Linked DNA regions of Homo sapiens: region 1 is linked to region 2. Evidence: chromatin loops called from intact Hi-C (ENCODE). Cell type or tissue: thyroid gland. All regions are shown on one strand. Links, peaks and the distances in the headings refer to the core of each region. The heading gives the core; the rest is flanking DNA. Region 1 has its middle 5.4 kb from the start of VESTAR. Region 2 overlaps AHNAK2 (AHNAK nucleoprotein 2).

Region 1 (2,891 bases), core at 259-2,758, 150 kb after region 2:
ACCCCATGAACCACAGACTCACTCTCAGCCCTGGATCCCCATGCCTCTGCCACTGAGGCCTGAGGGACCACCTCTCCCGCCCCTGCCCTGAGCACTCTGGTGTCTCCGGCCAGCCCTTTCTCTCCAAGCCAGGCTCCTCCCACCCTCCCTGCCTTCTCCAGCCGTGTACCAGACACGAACCTGTGGAAGGAGAGCCCGCAGCTCCTGGGGCACCTGCATTCAGCCCAGCCCCTCCTCCCTGCCCCGTCCCTGGCCTCCCCCAGCCCCTGGCGGCTTCTTCTCTGCGGCCTCCTCCTAGTGGCTGGCTGAGCAAAGGACAGGAGGTACTTAGCCTTATCATCTGCCCTGCCCCTCCAGGACTGCAGGCGCCAAGCCCCCTGCACGCCCCTACTTCCCCGATGGGACCTCCCTGCTCCCAGCCAGTCAGCCTCCCAGGGAAGCTTAAGGCTGCTGCCTGGCTCCAGGGCGACGGCTGTTGGTGCTGGGGCCCAAGACGCAGGAGAGATTCAGACAGCACTTGGGGCCACACAAGACAGTGCCTGGGACGTGTGAAGCACCGCCCTCCCCTGGACGTGAGTCCACCCCAGGGCTTCAACGCCAGCCTGTGCCCACCTCACGCAGGCCTTTCTCCGCGGCTCAGGTGCTTCCTCCCCCCCACCGAAGCGCTGGTGCTAAGGTCACCGCCCTGCCCCACCGTCACTGTTCACTGATACCAGTCCTGGGCGCCCTCCTCGCAGCCCCTGCCCCACTCCACACCGGATCGACCACCAAGGCCTCTGCCTCCTACGCATCCCCAACGCCTTTTCCTTCCTTCCCGCGGACCTGCGGGGCGGGGGCGGGCCTGGCGTTTTTGAGCTGGACCCGAGCAGCCTCCCGGTGACTCCCCTGCTGTTGCCACCTCCTCATTCTCCACTCAAGAGACAAAGCGACCTCCCCGAATGCAAACCCGACCAGCCGCACTCCTTAAAATCCTTCGACGCTTCCCATTTCTCCCAGGGAAAAACTCCCCCACTCCTCCCCACCTGTGTCCGCGGCCCCTGCAGGACTGAGAGTCCGAGGTCTCCGCGCCGTCACCTCCCCCGACGCCCTTCCAGCTTCCCTGGGAGCCCGGGGCCATCCTCCGAGCCCACCCGCCCCCTCACCCCCGCAGACCCCCCTGCAGACCCTAGCAGTCCCCTGCGGCCCGTCTCGCCTTGCGGACGAAGCCGGGGCGCCCGAGGTCTCCGCCCTCTGAGCTTGCGTCCCCATCCCCAGGGGCCCCCAGCACAGTTCCTGGGGCAGGGCTGGAGCTCATCAGCCCCGGGACGGAAGGTTAGATTCCCAGGATCCACCGTGTCCAAGGGTTGCATTCCCACTCGAGCCCCGCCCCTCCGGCAGCCCCGCCCCCTCCGGCAGCCCCGCCCCCTCCGGCAGCCCCGCCCCTCCGGCAGCCCCGCCCCTCCGGCAACCCCGAAAAGCAGAGCGCGGCGGGAGCCATTGCGAAGTTTGCCGCCAGGGGGCGCGCGGGGAGCGGGGCGCAGGGCTGGCGGGGAGTGCGGAGCCGGGCGCGGGGAGAGGGCGGGACGGGTGCTCCTCCCGGATGCCCAGGGCGCCCAGCGCCGCGGGAAAGGCGCCTCCCCAGCAGGACGCCAGGCTCTGGGGCTAGCGCTCCTCGCCGCAGAGAGCTTGGGGCTGGCCACGGGTGGCCTGAGGATGACTTGGGACCGCCCCCCGCTCCAACGCCAGCTGTCGCAGTCTGCTCCGCTTCCCAGAAGGACCAGACCTTTCGCTTAGGGATTTCATTTTGGGAACTCCCTTTAAAGCGCTTCATTCATGCCGCAGTGCCTTGAGGGCGAGGATTGGCCACACCCTCCTAGGGACAGTGCTCACCCCGGCCTGAGCTTAAGAACAGGAGTTCCCCAGCCTCGTCAGACGCCCCACCTAGCCCTCCCAGCCCACCCCCCGCATATCCCCCTGCTCTGTGGTCTTGCACTGCCGCAGCGCTCCCACCACCGCCTTGCCCGTGTGCCCTCCAACCAGCGCCAGGGGTTGCGGTCAGAGCTCAAGCCCGATCTGGTCTCTCCGGGGATCAAACCTTCCTGCAGCTCCCATCGCACTCGGAGTGAACATCCAAGACCCCAGGAGAGCTCCATAAGGCCTCCACACCTTCCTCTCCCTCTGGCTCCCCTCCCTGCCGGTGCTCCGGGATCTCCTGCCACTTCGCTACGCCCCAGCACGCCCCAAGCCCCACATCAGGCTTCTGCTCCTGCCAGTCCCTCCGCCCCAGCCATTTCCTGCCTCTGCTCAAATATTCCCAGTCAGCGAGGCCATCTCCGCCAATCCTCAGACTGCCGGTATCTGTCATTCCGATTCTTTTCTTTCCTTAAGAGACGGAGTCTGACTCTGTCGCCCAGGCTGGAGTGCAGTGGCACCATCTCGGCTCACTGCAAGCTCCGCCTCCCGGGTCCCGCCATTCTCCTGCCTCAGCCTCCTGAGTAGCTGGGACTACAAGCACCCACCACCACGCCTGGCTAATTTTTTTGTATTTTTAGTAGAGATGGGGTTTCACCGTGATAGCCAGGACGGTCTCTATCTCCTGACCTCGTAATCTGCCCGCCTTGGCCTCCCAAAGTGCTGGGATTACAGGCGTGAGCCACCGTGCCCGGCCCGATTCTTTACTTTTCTATTGGCTTTTAAGCTGGGGAACCTGCCACCTGCCTTCATGAATCCCACCCAGAAGAGTCTTGGGGACTTCTAGAATCATCTGGAGTCCACAAATAACCATCTCCATCAGACACCAGAAATCCTGCAGAGTGCACCTCCACCCAGTTCCTTGTCTGTGCCTCTGCATCTCTGTCCTCACAGTGGCCCCTATCCCTAAAACCAGCCCAGGTCAAAGCCTCTCCAGTCTT
Region 2 (2,891 bases), core at 285-2,784:
GTCCGTGGCTGTAGGTTCCTGCTCCTCTCCCGGCCTCTGAGACTGTCTCTGTCGCTCACTTTGTTTCTCGGTGGCTGACTCGTCTCTGTCGCTCACTCCCTCTGTCACTCGCGGTCCCTGTCTGTCTCTCCTTCTCGCTCCTGCCCCGCTCCTGGGACGCTGTCTGGTCGAGAGGCGGCCTCCTGGGAGGTGCTACCGCACTCTGGAGCAGGGCTGGTGTCTGCAAGGGGCGTGAAAGCCGGGGCCGCCGGGACCCGGGGCACCTGCACCAGGCTTGCCCTCTCACCTGCTTTGCGGGAGAGCAGCCAGGCTGGTCCAGGAGTCTGGGCTCTCCACTTTGGTCCGGGGCTTCCAGGCAGGGCTGGGCTGCGTCTACTGTGTGGCTGTGTGGTGGGGTCGCTGGCTAGGTGGAGGCTGTGGCAGGGCTAGGCCTGAGGTCTGGGGCCTGGTGAGGGGCCTGAATGGGGTCAAAGTCAGGCCACAGGGTCCCGCAGTGCTGGGCAAGGGAAAGTGGGTGCTACCTACTGGCATGCCCCCAGGGATGGTCAGTAGCCTCCCTCTGAGCCGCAGGCTACGGCATGTGTACCTGCTGCTCTTTGTGTGTCTGTCCCTGCACTGGGCCTGGTTCCGGGGCCTGGGTGTCTCAGCATCTTGGAGGGCAGGGCTGAGGGGGGCAGGGCAGTCCCTTGGGCGCTGGGTCTATGCTGCTGCAGCTGACCACACCCAGGGCATTGGCAGCCACTGGCCAGGGGGTTGGGCTGGCCGGCACTGGTGCAGGCTGGACCCCACTCCTTGGGGAAAACAGGTCAATGCTAATGGTGCCGACAATGCTGCAGGTGAGAGGGGTGCCCCTGGCCTGGGCATGCCCCCCAGCTGCAGCAGGCACTACCAAGGCCCCTCCTGTGGCCTGTCTGTCTGGTGCGCACTTAGGGTGGGAGGCTTGTCTGGGGGGCTCCAGAGCAGGGAGGCCCCTACAGCACCTGCTTCACGGTGTCGCAGATGGGAGCCCAAGGTGTTTGGGCACAGCAGCGGGAGGATGATGGCTCCGGTGGGCTGGAGGCCCCTGGCCCCCTCCTCTTTCACTATGACTGGCCCTGCCCACATGGCTGCAGGTCGACCTCCTCAGAGGGAGAAGGGCAGGGCCCCCAGGCATGGGACCACTACCCTGCCCCCAGCTTCCCTGCACAGCCTTTCTGCTCTGCTTCCTCCTCACTCACGGGCACCCAGAGACTCCCAAGCTGCAGGGTCCAGGACCATCTCATCCACCCCCTGCCTCCACAGAGGCTTGTGCTGGCTTCATGGTTCCCAGCCCGTCTGGGGCAGTCCCTCCCTGTGTCCAGCCTACGGAACCATCCGCTCTTAGGGAATAAGGTCAGTGGCTCTCGCTGGAGCTTTGGTAGGAGACTTGCAAGATCAGAGACCTTGGGAGTTCTGTCCAGCACACCGGTTCCCAGACCCTCCCCAACCCTGCGGCCCAGGAACGTGCATTCCTGACAAGCACCCTGCCAACTACTGCCTTTCCCAGCCTGGATTTGGTCCAGGCCTTTTCCACCTGCAGTTTCCTCTCAGCAGGCTGGAGATGGGCGGACTCTCCCCTGCTCTCGTCTTCCTGTCCAGTCCAAACCTGCCCTCTGCCCGACACACCAGGCACCAGCCCAGCAGGGAGCCATCTCCTGGGCGGCTTTTGTGCCGAGGCTGCCCCCTGGTGGCCATGCTGGGACCACCCCACGCAGCGCTGCCGACTGTAACACCAGCCAGTTCACTCCCAGTGGGCTCTGGGTGTCACACTCTTGCCTACTCCAGGGGCAGGTTGCCTCTTTCCCAGGGGCAGAGCTGGGCCCCTGATAACTGGGGAGACAGGGAACCCCTCCCCGGCCCCGGCCCCCACCCTGCACCTGCTGCCCCGGTGTGGCCTGAGCACCTCCCACGACCCCCCAAGAAAGCACCACCGTGTTGGGAAGGCCCCAGGTGGTGATACCATGCGAAGATGTGTGGGTGGTCTCTTCTCTGCGGTGGGGGTCATGAGATGGCTGGGCCCTTTCCCAAGAAGGGTGCAAAGCAAGGCAGCTGTGGAGGTGGTCTCGCTGTTCTGTGCCTCGCTGGTGCCCTCTTCAGGGCCTCAGGCTGCAAATGTGGGTCAGGACCTCACATTCGGGGTCAGGAGTGATTGCAGCTGCCTGTGCTGCTAGCTCCACGCAGCCAGGGATGCCGAGTGACAGCGCGGGCGGGTCTGTCACCACCCTGGTGTCTCCCTGACTGGGTCATCTACACTGGGGGAGGGCTGTATTCCCATTCTGCAGACAAGGACACTGAGGCTGGGGACAGTGACGCAGTGACTCCCTGGGCTCTTAGGGGCCAGAGCAGAATGTCGCACGCTTTGGTCGGTGACATGCTGTTCTGACAGGTGCTGGCTCTGCCCTGCCCCACCAGGCAGGGTGACCGCAGGCAAAGGAGCCCCTCTGTAGCCGCTAGTGGCAGGAATGGGCCTTGAGGAGGAGGCAGCAGAGGGCATCCTGGAGTGCCCTCCAGTGAGGTGGCCTCTCAGAAGCCACCGACAGTGATGCTGTAAGTGTGTTCCTAACAACCCCAGCTCTTTCCCTGGTGGGGAAACAGAAGCTGGACCACCAGGGAGGGAGGCTGGGCTGCCTGCTGGCCTCTGGCTCCTGCCCCAAGCCTCAGGCAGTGCCCACCTGGTGCAGCTCAGGGAAGGGGGTGAGGCTCAGAAGTGGACAGGAGGGTCAAGCCCGCAGAGCCTCCAGTTCCAATGCCCCAGGAGCCCGCTCCCTCCCGGCCTTCTCCATGCCCAGGAAGCTGAGTGCCCACTCCCATCCGGGCTCGTCGTGGCTGGGCCTACAACAGGAATGCCCTCATTGCCTTCTCTCCATTTGGCC

What was found. A loop is a pair of places that touch in the nucleus more often than their neighbours do. Peaks named below come from ENCODE experiments on the same cell type or tissue, not always from the same donor. Only the 100,000 strongest peaks of a DNase experiment are listed, where the experiment ranks them.
Region 1: a loop joins it to region 2, with 2.0 times the contacts of the local background. A loop is called at or near these places in 3 of 110 quality-filtered maps.

The regions. Positions count from the first base shown.
Region 1 is chr14:104,825,197-104,828,087 of GRCh38, reverse strand. No RefSeq gene overlaps it. Among named protein-coding and RNA genes, the nearest start is that of VESTAR, 5.4 kb to the right of the region's middle. RefSeq lists enhancers at 1-436, 437-1,222 and a silencer at 1,372-1,541. In thyroid gland, for the core only: CTCF peaks have their summits at 297 (motif pointing left) and 1,500 (motif pointing right); DNase peaks (open chromatin) are centred at 647, 1,477 and 2,227; H3K4me3 peaks cover 2,015 bases; H3K27ac peaks cover 560 bases.
Region 2 is chr14:104,975,097-104,977,987 of GRCh38, reverse strand. The region is part of intron 1 of AHNAK2 (AHNAK nucleoprotein 2); the gene reads left to right. Among named protein-coding and RNA genes, the nearest start is that of AHNAK2, 1.8 kb to the left of the region's middle. RefSeq lists a silencer at 1,737-1,956 and an enhancer at 2,157-2,236. In thyroid gland, for the core only: a CTCF peak has its summit at 1,706 (motif pointing left); a DNase peak (open chromatin) is centred at 1,657; H3K4me3 peaks cover 6 bases.